Regions from separate parts of the Homo sapiens genome. Here region 1 is linked to region 2. A link is a contact called in ENCODE Hi-C or POLR2A ChIA-PET data. All regions are on one chromosome and are shown on one strand. The core of a region is the stretch at or near the end of the contact, and the rest is flanking DNA. Distances in the headings are between cores, read along the strand shown. Region 1 overlaps LOC105376368 (a long non-coding RNA gene). Region 2 has its middle 110 kb from the start of LINC00702.

Region 1 (6,918 bases), core at 1,134-3,633, 44 kb before region 2:
AAGATATTGCTGAATACCACATTTCATTTTCTTCTTTCTAAACTTTAACAGATAATCCTGTTTTCAAAACAAACTATCTACACATATTTCCATTAGTGAAATAGGACTCATCTTCTGTGAAATCCAACTTTAATTATAATCATCAAATACATATTATTTTAATGTTTTTAAAACGTAAGAAAAAGCATGCTTTACTTCAAAATCAGCAATGCATAGAGATTTTTAATTTTTCTTTCATTTTTATAAAAATCAGTTGCATATTTGAAAGCAATTCGTAAGCCCTATGGGTTTTTTGGAAAGCGCTTTTATGATTGTTGTAAGAAAATGTTCTCCATGTCAGTAACAAATGGCTGTCATGGAATTTTGGCAGCAAATGTTTCAGCCGTCCACATGAAATGGAGGAATATTTCTCCACTGAGATTAGTTTCTGTTATACTGTGTTACTGGAGAGAATGATAATGGAATTTCTCTTCTGGGCTTGTCATGGATAAAATATTGTATCCATTCTATCACATGAAAGGGAGGAGTAAGATTAGACAGTATTTAAAGAGAGTGGCTTCCAGGATGGAGTCTTCCAAGGAAAATGCAGGGTTCCTGGTGATGCTTTAAAAAGGGATCTTATTGGAAGGCAGCTCTGTCTCACCTCTCAGGACAGTGTTTTTACAGTAAACCTGGAGACATTTAGTGTTAAATGACAAAATGTCAAATAATATGGCCACAGATCCATAGATTCAGGTCGAATTCTCCCCCAAAAGAAAACAACATACTTATACAGGGACAAGCATGACCATACAATTAATATGTAATCATTATGAAGGTTTAAAAAGGGGATTAATTGTATTTAGCCAACAATGATGAAAGGTGACCCCAACATCTTGACTCTGGCTTGCTTTCTCTCCAACCTGGTGAACGCTTCATCTTAGAGGAGCACAGTAGGTCTGCACCGCCCTGTCCCAGACTAAGTGGGGGTGACTTTGGACACTGGGCATGTGGTTCTTGGAGAGATGACATGTCACAGCAGGCTCAGTTGGTTCCAGGTATATACACACATGTGCGTGTACATACACATGTACACGCACATGTGCACCTATACACACAAATATGTGCACATACACTTGTGTACACACATATACACACAAGTATGTGCACATATGCACATGCTCACACATCCACATATATACACAAATATATGCACATACACATATGCACATACACACACATCCACACATATACTCACAAATATGTGCACTTACACATGTACACACATATACTCACAAGTATGTGCACATATGCACTTGCACACACTCATGCACACATGTACACACAAGAATTGCACATAGCCACATGCACACACTCATGCACACATGTACACACAAGTATTGCACATAGCCACATGCACACACTCATGCACACATGTACACACAAGTATTGCACATAGCCACATGCACACACTAATGCACACATGTACACACAAGTATTGCACTTAGCCACATGCACACAAAGACAGGCAGGCCATTTCATGCCACCTTCTTCTAGACTGTCAAGGACACAGTTATTTTTTTTTCATCCAGTTTGGCTTCTTCATCAAAATATTTTTAACAAAAAATTCATGATTCATCTTTTTTAAGTTTCTTTTTTTAAAAAAATTTCAGTTCCCCATTCACTTTAATCTGGTGATTTTTCAGAAACGAATGAACTAGCCACACTGCATCTCCTCTCATGCCAATTGTCCTTGGAGTCTTTTTTTTTTTTTAGAGAAGGAGTCTCACTTTGTCTCCCAGGCTGGAGTACAATGGCACAATCTCGGCTCACTGCAACCTCCGCCTCCTGGGTTCAAGTGATTCTCCTGCCTCAACCTCCCGAGTAGCTGCGATTACAGGCACATGCAGTGATGCCTGACTAATTCTTGTATTTTTAGTAGAGATGAGGTTTCACCATGTTGGCCAGGCTGGTCTCGAATCCCTGACCTCAAGTGATCTGCCCGCCTGGACCTCCCAAAGTGCTGGGATTACAGGCGTGAGCCACCGCGCCCAGCAGTCCTTGGAGTCTTTGATCTGTGCACTAAAGAACTGGCAAAGCCAATAATGTTCTCTCTCCCTTTGAGGATAAGAATTCTTTGGTCCACCCAGAATTTGTGTGGTCTTGCAGCTTCTAAAAACAAGTGGGAGGAAGAACAATGAAAACCTAGACACTGCTGTTTACCAAGTGTTCTTTGAATAGCATCCTGATTGGCTGCACACTGGTTTAACTTTCCCTCTTTGAAACTTCTGCTTCTGAATCACCAAAATAACAACCCGAACTTGGTGTTCTAGGGCCCAGCAGCAGCCTGAAGCCCTGGCCACTGTCTGTTCCCCTTCTTATTCCACATTTCTCTGTCTCCCTCACACCATCTGCTGAACTCGAGTCTGAGGGGACACTTATTTCTAAACCCAAGTCATGTCTATGGTAACAGAAGAAGCTGAGCAGGGGCCAGCTGAAGCTGTTGTCACTCATTCCTCTCAAGGCTGGGGTCCCTCATCTCCCTGTCCTACCTTCTATGGGTGTAAGGTTGCAACTCAGGCCCACATGGAGGTCTGTGGAATAATCTTGGATGTCCTCCTCCAACCCTCAGCTGTCAGGTGGCCTGAGCTGCTCCAGGCCAGTGGTTCTCAACCTTGACAGCCCGCTATAATCCCAATGTCCAAGCCACACCAAGACAGGGACAGGACACATGTGTCTGCACTTTGTTGTCAGCGTCTACACATGCCAGCTCTGGAGTCAGACAGGCCTAACTTTAAATTCATGCTCTGTCACTTCTGAGCAAGCAGCAACTTCTGTCATGATGCAATTATTCTCTATGAAAGTGGTTCTACCACCTTAAAAATGGAAAGATTAACTCACGAGTTTATAAATAACAAGGCTTAAAACAATCCAAAATATAAAAAACCGAAAATGAGAGAGAATGGATGGGGAGATATATTTTAAAATACCAGTGTATGTAAGCGGGGTTTCCATAAATTCAATCTAACCATGGACATATTCAAAGGCACATGGACTTGTAGGAACATTTTCTAGAAAGTTTAAGTGCAGAATACGTGAAGCCTGTCAGAAAGTTTAACAGCACACACACAAACACAACAAAACATACTTGTTGTTTTCACTGGGTTTTTGACAAAATCATTTTGGGCAAGGCGTGAAGGTGACATGGGGCAGACAGAAAACAAAATTGCTCTGTTCCACGGTTTTTAAATCTTCTTCACCAGAGAGAATAACCTCCCCAATTGGGAGAGGTGAGGTTAACCTGTTCACATGGGCTGGATCAGGGCTTGCACGTCAATGTTTCCAGAAACACAAGGCCCTGTGCTGCCTCGGGAACCTCCACGTGTGCAGGAAACTGACGATTCTTTGGGAAAGGAAGAAGTGCCACAGACTGGCTGTTTTCCTGATTTTCACGGAGAAATTCTGGTGTTGAGCCTGGACAAAATTCTACAGCAGTTTATGACGCACATACAATAATTTATTGAGGTTTGCAAAAAACAGAAGGTTTTGCTAAGAATGTATGTAGAATGATCACTCTTTTGAGATCGCAATACCAGGCATGCAGCATCATCTCTCCTTCTTTTTTTTTTTTTTTTGTTTTGTTTTGAGATGGTCTCGCTCTGTCACCCAGACTGGAGTGCACTGGTGCGATCTCAGCTCACCGCAACCTCCGCCTCCGAGGTTCCAGCCACTCTCCCACCTCAGCCTCCCCAGCAACTGGGATTACAGGAGCATGCCACTATGCCTGGCTTTTTTTTTTTTTTTTTGAAGCGGCACTTTTTTTTTTTAGTAGACGGAGGGTTTCACCATGTTGGCCAGGCTGGTCTCCAACTCCTGACCTCAAGTGATCGCCGGCTTTGGCCTCCCAAAATGCTGGGACTACAGGCGTGAGCCACTGCGCCTGGCCAACATCATCTGGTAAGCATATTTTTCTTAGATCCTACATGGTGGTTAGCTCAGATTCAAGGCATATGGGCGTGGTGCCTGGCCGCCCTCTGTTGGCAGAAACCAGTGAGAGGGAAGGAAGAGGCTCTGTTGGAGTGACATGGATCTTACAATCCCAGGGTGACCCCTGCCTGGAGGCTGCCTTGTGTCAAAGTGCTCTGATTTGGTTCGGGTACAGGGTACCATGAGTGTCCGGGATGGCAATGACTAGGCTATCACAGCAGGGCAATCTCCAGAGGAAAGTGTCTCAGGAAGGAGATAGCATGGCCACACTTTAGGAGGCTGGGGAGAGGACGTTTCCCCTGGGTGCAGTGATGTGAAAAGGGCTGGTAAAATCAGAAAGAGCCATATTCCGGGGGGCACAGCAGGAAGGCGCCTCTGGACAGGAGATGGACAAGAGGACACTTCCCAGCGACGATGGCAGAAGGAAAGCAGGTGTCGACTTTTTCTCTCGTCTGAAGCAAAAGAAACAATTATGAAGGGATTTTGTTGAAGACACAAACCTGTAATGAAAGGGATAACGCAAAAGGTAAAAACATCATCACACTTAAAAAAAAATTCGTAAGGTAAAAACATTGGCACACTTCAAAAACATGGTGAAATTTTTATAGATTTAAGGGGTACAAGTGCAGATTTCTTCAAAAAAAATCTTAAAAAGAAAACATGGTGGTTGTGCAAAACATAAACCCACAGAGAAAACATGAACCTGCAGTTTTAGAGAAAACATAAATCTGAAGAATAGAGAAACATATTTGGAAGCTATGCATCCAACAAAGGTCCAATCTAATCTCTAGAATCTACAAGTAACTCAACTCTACAAGAAAAAAAGCAAATAACCTGATTAAAAATTGGGCAAAGGACATGAACAGACATTTTTCACTGCACGGCAGTGAAGCCTGGGCTTTCATTGTACCCATCACCCGAATAGTGTATGTTGTACTCAGTAGGTAATTTTTCAACTCACACTCCCGAAGCCTTCTACATTTTGGAGTCTCCAGTGTCTATTATTCCACCCTGTAGGTGCATGTGTACCCACTGTTTAGCTCCCACTTAAGTGTGAGAACATGTAGTATTTGACTTTATTTCTAAGTTATTTCACCTAGGACAATGGCCTCCAGTTCCATCCCTGTTGCTACAAAAGACAATTTCATTCTTTTCATGGCTGAGTAGTATTCCATGGTATATATACACCACATTTTCTTTATCCAGTTATCCAATGGTGGACAGTTAAGTCAATTTCCTATCTTTGCTATTGTGAATAGTGCTGCAATAAACACATGAGGGCAGCTCTCTTTTTGATATAACGATTTCTTTCCCTTTGGTAGATACCCAGGAGTAAAGTCGCTGGAATGAATGTAGTTCTACTTTTAATTCTTTGAGAAATCTCCATGCTGTTTCCCTTAGAGGTTATTCTAATTTACATTCCCACCAATGGTGTATAAGGGTTTGTTTGCTCCACATTCTTGCCAACATTGGTTTTAGAAATTTTTAAGAATAGCCCTTATAACTGGTGTAAGATGGTGTCACATTTTTGGTTTTAATATGAATTTCTCTGATGATTAGTGATGTTGAGCTTTTTTTCATAGGTTTATTGATTACATGAATGCCTTCTTTTGAAAAATGTCTGTTCATATTCTTTGCCCAATTTTTAATTAGGTTATTTGCTTTTTTTCTTGTGGAGTTGAGTTCCTTGTAAATTCTGGAGATTAGATTAGACCTTTGTTGGATGTATAGTTTGCAAATATGTTTCTTCATTTTGCAGGTTTACGTTTTAGCTATTGATTATTATTATTATTATTATTATTATTACTATTATTTTGCTGTGGTTAGTTTAATTAAGTCCTATTTGTCTATTTTTGTTTTGTTGTATTTGCTTTTGAAGACATGGTCATAAATTCTTTGCCTAGGCCAATGTTCAGAATAGTTTTTTCTGGGTTGTCTCCTGGGACTTTTGTAGTTTGAGGACTGATATTTAAGTCTTTAATTTATCTTGAGTTAATTTATGTATATGATGGGAGGTCTGAGTCTACTTTCATTCATCTGCATGTGGCTATCTAATTTTCCCTACACCATTTATTGAATAGGATGTCATTTCCCCAATGTACATTTTTGTTGACTTTGTTGAAGATCAGTTGGGTATGTGGCTTCATTCTTGCTTCTCTGTTCTGTTTCACTGATCCATGTGTCTATTTTTATAACAGTGCCACACTGTTTTAGTTACTATAGCCTTGTAGTATAATTTAAAGTCAGGTCATATAATGTCTCCAGCTTTGGTCTTTTTGCTTAGGGTTGCTTTGGCTATTCAGCCTCTTTTTTGAGTGCATATGAATTTTAAGATTTTTTTTTCTAATTCTGTCAGTACACTTTTAAAAGCTGCAAAGCAGATGTATGACAGTAACTACTGACCCAGAGAAACAGAATCCAAGCCTGGATGTGAGGAAATATTTAGCTAATTATTTATTTAATTATGGTCAGAAAACAAGGAATCACCTAATAACTGAGAAAAGACTCTAACATGAAAGTAACTGAATCCAAAACAAAAACAAAATTGCAAACAATAGCAAAGGAAAATCACTTGAAAGAAATAGGATTATGCAAGGAGAAGAAAATTTCAAGAGTATAAGCAAAGGAAAATTATTAATATACTTGGGGATAAAAAAAGTATTGCATCTGTGAAGCAAGAATATGGGCATTATATTACATACAAATGAAATATCCAGAGACCAAAAAATAGCACTTAGGAATTAAAAACATGATATAAAACAGATAAGAGAATGTTTGGAACTTATGTTGAAGAAATACACCAGAAAGAACAGCTATACAGAAGAAAAAGAGGTCCAAGAAGAGAAAAAAGATTTAAAAAAGAAAAAAGGTATAGAAATCTAGAGTGCAAAATTGAAAAGAGAAGCATAATCTTTCATCAATAATAATCATAATTAATAACTGAAATAAATA
Region 2 (6,713 bases), core at 3,902-6,401:
TTCCCTCATACTCAGTGCTTTTGGAGTCCTTTTAAAGAATTCTTTACTCATCCCAAGGGCACGGAGATACCCTTGTCTTTTCCTTTAGAAGTGTTTTGTATTCCTTTCACATTTAGATCTGTAACCCACCTGGCATTAATTTTTATGAACGATGTTTGATAGGGTCCAAATAGTTTCATATTAGGCAAACAATAGTGAACAAACCACAGTACCTGACTTCAAAGACCTTGATTTCTAATGAGAGAAGCAGACAATTGACCAATTAATTACAATAGAGTAGATAATTCTAAGTGATACTATAATAAGAAAAGGAAATGGTTATTTTAAAAACTACTCTTTGAGTTTGGATTTATAGGCCTAAGGAAAATGCCTTAATTGGTTGGTCTCATAATGGCAGGCAAGGTTTCCTGACATAGGTGATTTAGACTTCTTTAGAGAAACAAGAGCCAAACTGCTCTGCATAATAATTAACACGGGTGTTCAGTCTTCCCCTGAGAGAAGTAAAACCAGAGAATGGTTTGTTCTAAAATAGTAGCATAAGGGTGTTTCATCAGCAGTGGTTTCTGCAGCCACAGGCCTAAGAAGGATGGCCCCTGACTAATCACCTGTAGCAGGAAAAGCAGTGATGTTTAATATTCTATTTCCAGTGTTCCCTTTTACAGACTGCCATATAATCTCCTTCATTCATGCTTACAGACTGAGTAGGTGTGTGTATATTCGACAGTCTAGAAGAAGGTGGGTTTGTTTAAGTTTTCTTCTACCTTCTCTGTGTCCTCCACATTGTCTTTTTTCTGTTTGTTTCAACAACTATCTTCCATAGTAAAAGAATTTACACAATGCCCAGTGATCTCTGGCTGGCTAAACCCTCCATTCCTTTGTCCCTGTCTAGTTTTGGGATACCTGGTCAAGCCACAGTCTTTATGTAGAGCAACGGCAGCTGTGCCTTTGACACTGACAGGAAATCACACAACCAACCTGAGTGTTGTCATTTCAAACATTGACAATCACAACACAACTGCATCCTGATGGTGGCCTGGCAATCATTGTAATAACGTTATAATTCTATATTCCACTTCCCTTATCTGTTCTCTAGACTCTCACTTAATAGCTCTCCTCTACAGAAATCTTCACTACCTCCCACGGCCTCATCACCTTCAGATGATGACTGTGCCTTCTGTTTACTGGGAAAATTGAAGAAATCAGAAGAGAACTTCTGTGTCTTCATAGCTTCCCACGTAGCACCACCAGTAACCATCCATTCTAAGTTCCCATCTATACCTATAGATACATTATCCCTCCCCCTGTGCAAAACCAATCACTTGTTCGTAGAGGTCATCCTCTCTTGCCTTTGCAAAGACACAGCTCCTGGAACCCTTCTTTTTTATTCCCACATTATTTCATTTTCTCTCTCTCCCCTATCATTCCCTCCAGCATGCAAACATGCTATCATACCATCTTTGCAAACATAGCTCCTCTGATTTACTTTTTCTACCAGCTAAGATTATGCTCCCTTTTGCAATATAATTCATTCAAATAATCACCCATACCTTTTGTGTGAAGTTCCTCTCACTCTATTCTTGTTGAACCTTCTCCAATGAGGCTTTCATCTCACCCTACCTCCATACTCCAACCAAACTGCTCTTGTCCAGTGCACCAACGATGACCTGCCTGTGAAGTTTCATGGCTAATTCTCACTCCTCATATAAAGGAGTTGCTATGCCTTCTTAGCTGAAGCACTGCTCTCATTTAGCTTCTAGGACACTGCCCAGGTCTGCCCCTTTTCCCCTGAACTCATTGATCCCATCTCCTTGGGCTTCTCTGCTTTTTCCTGCTCTTGTTCCCAGCCTCTTGCTTGCTGGTGCCTCAAGGTGTGAGCCTTCTTCAGCCCTTTGCCATCTATGCTCTGGCCCCTCAAGATCACATCTAGCCTCATGCATTCTTTAAGAACATCCACATGCAAATGGTGCTCAGATTTCATCCCCAGCTCAGATTTCTTTCCTGGAGCTGGACGTGCTCATTAACTCTAGTCCGTTTGCCTGCCTGGTTTTCTGATAAATACCCAGCTTATTACTTCTAAAACGGAGGTGTTGTCCTCTCCCTTCTATCTGATCCTACTGTAGTACTCATCACACACTCTCCATTGATCAAAATTCTGTTCAATTCGTCCTGTAGGAAGGTTAAAACCTTATTTTCATCCTTATCTTATTTTTCTCAACTCTTGTAATCCAAACTATTGAAGGACACTTGTCTTTTCCTTCAAGATGCAGAATGAGAGCACTTACAACCTGAAGGTCTTTGTTCTGTCTGTGGCCATACCACCCTGAACGCACTGGATCTCATCTGAAGGTCTTTGCTCTCACTCAAGACATCACCATCTCCCCCTGCGTCATGTTACCTGGGCTCCAGTGTCTTAGTCCATTTCCCGTTGTTTATGACAGAATATCTGAAACTGAGAAAGTTATTTTAAAAAGGAATTTTTTTTATACATATGGAGGCTGAGAAGTCCAAAGTCTAGGGCCTTCTTAATGATGGAGATTTTACCAAAAGTTATCTCCTCAACTAGAGGTCTACACTAAGCAGTTTTTTTTTCTTCTCAAAATTCCAACCCAACCCCTCAAAACCCAACATTTAAGATACCTCTTACCCTATTTTTTTCTTAGCACTTATCATTTTCTGGAATACCATATAATTTACTTACATGTTATATTTATAATTAATTATGTAAAAAGTATCCTCCATGAGGGCTGGAATTTTTTTAAATTGATTTAACACAAGTTGGTGGACTAGTAGGTGCTCATTAACCTTTAGTGAATGAATGTGTATTCCAGGACAGAAGATAGGCTCACAGAGGAGGATTTTAACTGTACTATAATAGAGACTGCTCTGTTGTCTACCTAATTTAAGAAATAGCAGCAGCTTTCATTTAAGATGAAAATTAATGTCAAAATCCAATAAGTATTTTATTATATTAAATTATATGTGCACACAGCAGAAACACACTCAGATAAACGTTGATGAATTTTATTCAACTTTAAAATTTTGCAAGTTTAACGAAGTATTTAAGGATTGGATACAGAGATAAATAACTTAGGTTGATTCTACCTTGTGAGTAAAATGATGATTTTAGTTTTTTTAGTATGCTGGATGCTTAAGTAATTTAATTTTAGTTCTATTTTAATTGGAGTAGGTTCTGCTTGTAAATGCTACATGTTTCACTAGACAAAATAGGGGTCATTGTTTCCTTCACAAGGTCATTGAATCCATTCAGACTCAGATTCAACAACATACAATATTTCTAAACCTGTCTAAATGGTGTCCACAGGTCACATTTAAAACATTGAATTTATTGACTAGCTTTGTGAGAAAAAGTTGAGTCATTTATTTAGTTTTTTATTTCTTCAGTGATGCATTCTTTTTTGTGACCTTCTGGTCCTTTAGTCCTTGTTACTCGCTTCAACAATGTCCTTCAATAGTTTGGATTACGAGAGGTGAGAAAAATAAGATAAGGATGAAAACAAGGTTTTAACCTTCCTACAGGACTACTTGCTACACAATGATGTTTTCATTGTGTAGGTATTAAAATATATGTATTTATACACATATATAGGAATTTTATGTTCAATTAATTATTAAACTCCTTGAAGGAGTAATACGGACTACGCATCTTTGTATTTTTCCATTCCTAGAGCTTGAGATGAGTACCCAATAAAGGTATTTGTCTTTATTGATCACTTGAAAACATTTAACTCACTTCTGTCCACCTGGTCTCAAAATTTAGCACACCACTCTAACTGATATGCCATGAAGACTGGTCACAGACAAAAGTGGGACTGTGTTTTGTTGATTTCCAAAGCCATTCGCCAGGAGCGCGGCCCCAGGAGCATTTTTCTCATCATGTGAATGCCACCGTTGTCAATCCACTCCATCCACAGGCAGACAGCAGCACAGCCAAGGTCAGGTGCAATGTGAGGGGGTCCCCACAGGGGTGATATCTACACATGACCGGACCTTTCATTAGAGGAATGAAGAAATTAGAAGACACTCAAAACTTAGAAGGACTTAGAAGTAATTTTATTGAGGCTGAAACAAAAATATCCTACAATTCTAAAAACAGTAAACTAGATGACATATTTTTCTGTTGCTTTTGAACAGAAAATGGGCTACTGTGTCAAAGAAAGTACAAGATTATTAGTGTCACCAAAACACAGAAGTGGAGAAGCATTTATCATTATTGGGTGTGTGCGTGTTGGTGAAGTTTGTGTGCACGTGTGTCTGTCTCACACAATCTGCATGTGTCTGTGTTGGTGTGTCTCTGTGTATGCCTGTGTCTCTGTGTATCTGCTTGTGCCTGTGTTGGTGTGTCTGTGTGTGTGTGTGCCTGTGTCTCTGTGTATCTCCTTGTATCTGTGTTGGTGTCTGTGCGTGTGTGTGTGTGTCTCTGTATCTGCTTGTGTCTATGTTGGTGTGTGTATATGTGCCTGTGTCTCTGTGTGTCTGTGTTGGTGTGTGTCTATGTGTGTGTGTCTGTGTCTCTGCATCTGCTTGTGTCTGTGTTGGTGTGTGTGTGTGTGTCTGTGTCTCTGTGCATCTCCTTGTGTGTGTGTGTGTGTCTGTGTCTGTGTTTCTGCTTGTGTCTGTGTTGGTGTATGTCTGTGTCTGTGCCTCTGTCTCTATCTCCATGTGTGTCTGCGAGTGTGTCTGTGTGTCCTCTATCTCTGTGTTGTCTCGCTGTATATGTCTGTGAGTGTGTGTGTGTCATCTGTATCTCTGTGTTGTCTCGCTGTGTGTGTCTGTGAGTGTCTGTGTTAGTGGGTGTGCTCAATTTGATACAAGTCATTTTATTTTGTGAAGATGTAAGTACTTCACTTTTCCTTTCCCAGTATCTGCAAATTTCAACTGAGATCTAATTTTATTGCTCAAAGTGAAACTGTTCTGACTAATATCTGATGCTTGATGTTAGCTATTCTCATTCTTGGAATTATTTAAAATTCCACTGAAAGTACAAACTTAAACTGAGATTTTTTTTTTTTTTTTTTTTTTTTTTTGAGGAACTCAAACATGCAGAATTGAGATCTGAAATCTGCTGGCTGGTGCAGATTATAGCCTAAGATAGGAAGTTGGGGTTTTGGTTGCTTTAATGGAGAGGAAATGACTCATGTCAATGCTAGTATGTAATAAAGCTCCTAAATTTAGCTTTCCTTTTAGTGTAAAACCTAATATTGATATAGTAATGTGAAACTTTATTTTACTAAACTACAATTTTCTTGCTGCCTCTTCCATCTGCCAGTCAATTATTACATCTTTCATTAAGATCATGTTAAGACATATTTAGTGTACATAAAAATGTCTTGAAAATCCCAGTTGACTTCACAGTACACGCTAACTTTGGAAGCGTTGTGCAACCAACTAAGTCCAAACAAAGGGCCCTGTGTCTATTTGAATTTTGAGACAAAACACAAAGTTCTCGGGGATTAGTATCATGATTAAATATATCCCTTGACACTTACAGAAAGTGTATATATGTTTACAGACAAAAGGTGTTTCAAAAGTAGAATTACTGTTATCGTTCCCATTTCTTATTGTTATTATTTGCCAGGATGTCATAAGGTACAGTAATAGGGGATGAAAACAAATCTTCGTGTAAAAATCATAACTTTGTACTCTTACTGGAAACTGGGGGAAAAAATGAAAGAGTCCAGGTAGGGATTTATAGAGAGAGCATTTACAAATTCTTTATGGATTTTCACTAAATGTTTACTAACTGCTCTGGACACGTATGCTGAGGTCTCTTCACAACAGTGCACCTGAGAAACACAAAGATTAAGAAAATAAGAGACCATTTTTATGTCAGAGCTTTTTTGCTCTTTGTAGTAATTTAGACGACCCAACCACAACCACAGGAGACTCCAGCAGGAACTACGTAGAATGAGGCAAAGGTGCTCTCTCTTTGAGGAAGGAAGGAAGGGGTTGGTTTTATGCCTCATGGGGTCTTATTACACAATAGACTCACACATGGTCTGCAAGTTTGGGGGAAAAGCTATACATATTTAAGAGGAGAGTGGAACGCATGTGCAATGGGTGAATGTGTATGTAACATACATCCCGTGTTCACTTTGGGGCAGGGTTTCAGCATTAAAATGAGGTGGGATTAGCCCTTTATGTCAACAGATGAACTGCAGGAAACAAAAACAGTTTGTGCACAGCCTCTATAAGCTGCTGAAGCTGCCTTCAAGTCTGCCATTGTTTATCAGAAAAGAATGTTTGTAAAGCTATCAGAATGGTAGTGGTCTGGGTTGCAAATCAGAGCTTTGAGGGGTCTGATAGCAACCATTGTGAGGGAGCTTAGCGAGTGTGGTTTGTTTTGTACCTGTGTAAATTTGGAAATTTGCCACACCAGCCAGGCTCTGAACCTTTGAGACATAGGTAACTCCGTTCCCTTTAGCTTAGGGTCCATGTTTGTCGATATAGGGGTGTCTATTTCGATCTCTCATATCACAGACATGATGATATTGTGGCAGCTGTACCACATCCCTGCCACAGAAGCAGCTGTTCTATCAAGACAAGGACCTGCCATCCCTGCCGCTGCATTGGTTAGAATAAGTCAGTCACAGGTCTCACCACTCTAGAGGAGGCCACCACTCTAGGATGGGATTCCTGCGGTCGCTTCTCAGCGTCTCTCACCATCTAGACAGCACAAGTCATAGGGGCATGGA

The links. Hi-C counts contacts between places; a loop is a spot of excess contacts on that map. ChIA-PET counts read pairs that join two places held with the same protein, here RNA polymerase II (POLR2A). Pooled maps may share reads with other maps.
Region 1: a map with no recorded cell type shows a loop between it and region 2 (6-fold over the local background). The contact joins two enhancer-like sites. A Hi-C loop is called at or near these places in 3 of 168 maps with a recorded cell type or tissue (B cell, breast epithelium and naive thymus-derived CD4-positive, alpha-beta T cell), 13 of 37 single-sample maps with no recorded cell type and 13 of 50 pooled maps. POLR2A ChIA-PET finds 5 or more read pairs at or near these places in 4 of 52 experiments (B cell, activated B cell, activated T-cell and 1 more).

Annotation. Positions count from the first base shown.
Region 1 is chr10:4,171,473-4,178,390 of GRCh38, reverse strand. It overlaps LOC105376368 (a long non-coding RNA gene), which reads right to left. Exons shown (of 4, transcript XR_930587.4): 4 at 3,934-4,418. Among named protein-coding and RNA genes, the nearest start is that of LINC00702, 69 kb to the left of the region's middle. Within about 2 kb of position 2,383, at least 2 of the 41 ENCODE cell types and tissues checked have a DNase peak (open chromatin) inside an H3K27ac peak, as active enhancers do.
Region 2 is chr10:4,130,154-4,136,866 of GRCh38, reverse strand. No RefSeq gene overlaps it. Among named protein-coding and RNA genes, the nearest start is that of LINC00702, 110 kb to the left of the region's middle. Within about 2 kb of position 5,151, at least 8 of the 41 ENCODE cell types and tissues checked have a DNase peak (open chromatin) inside an H3K27ac peak, as active enhancers do.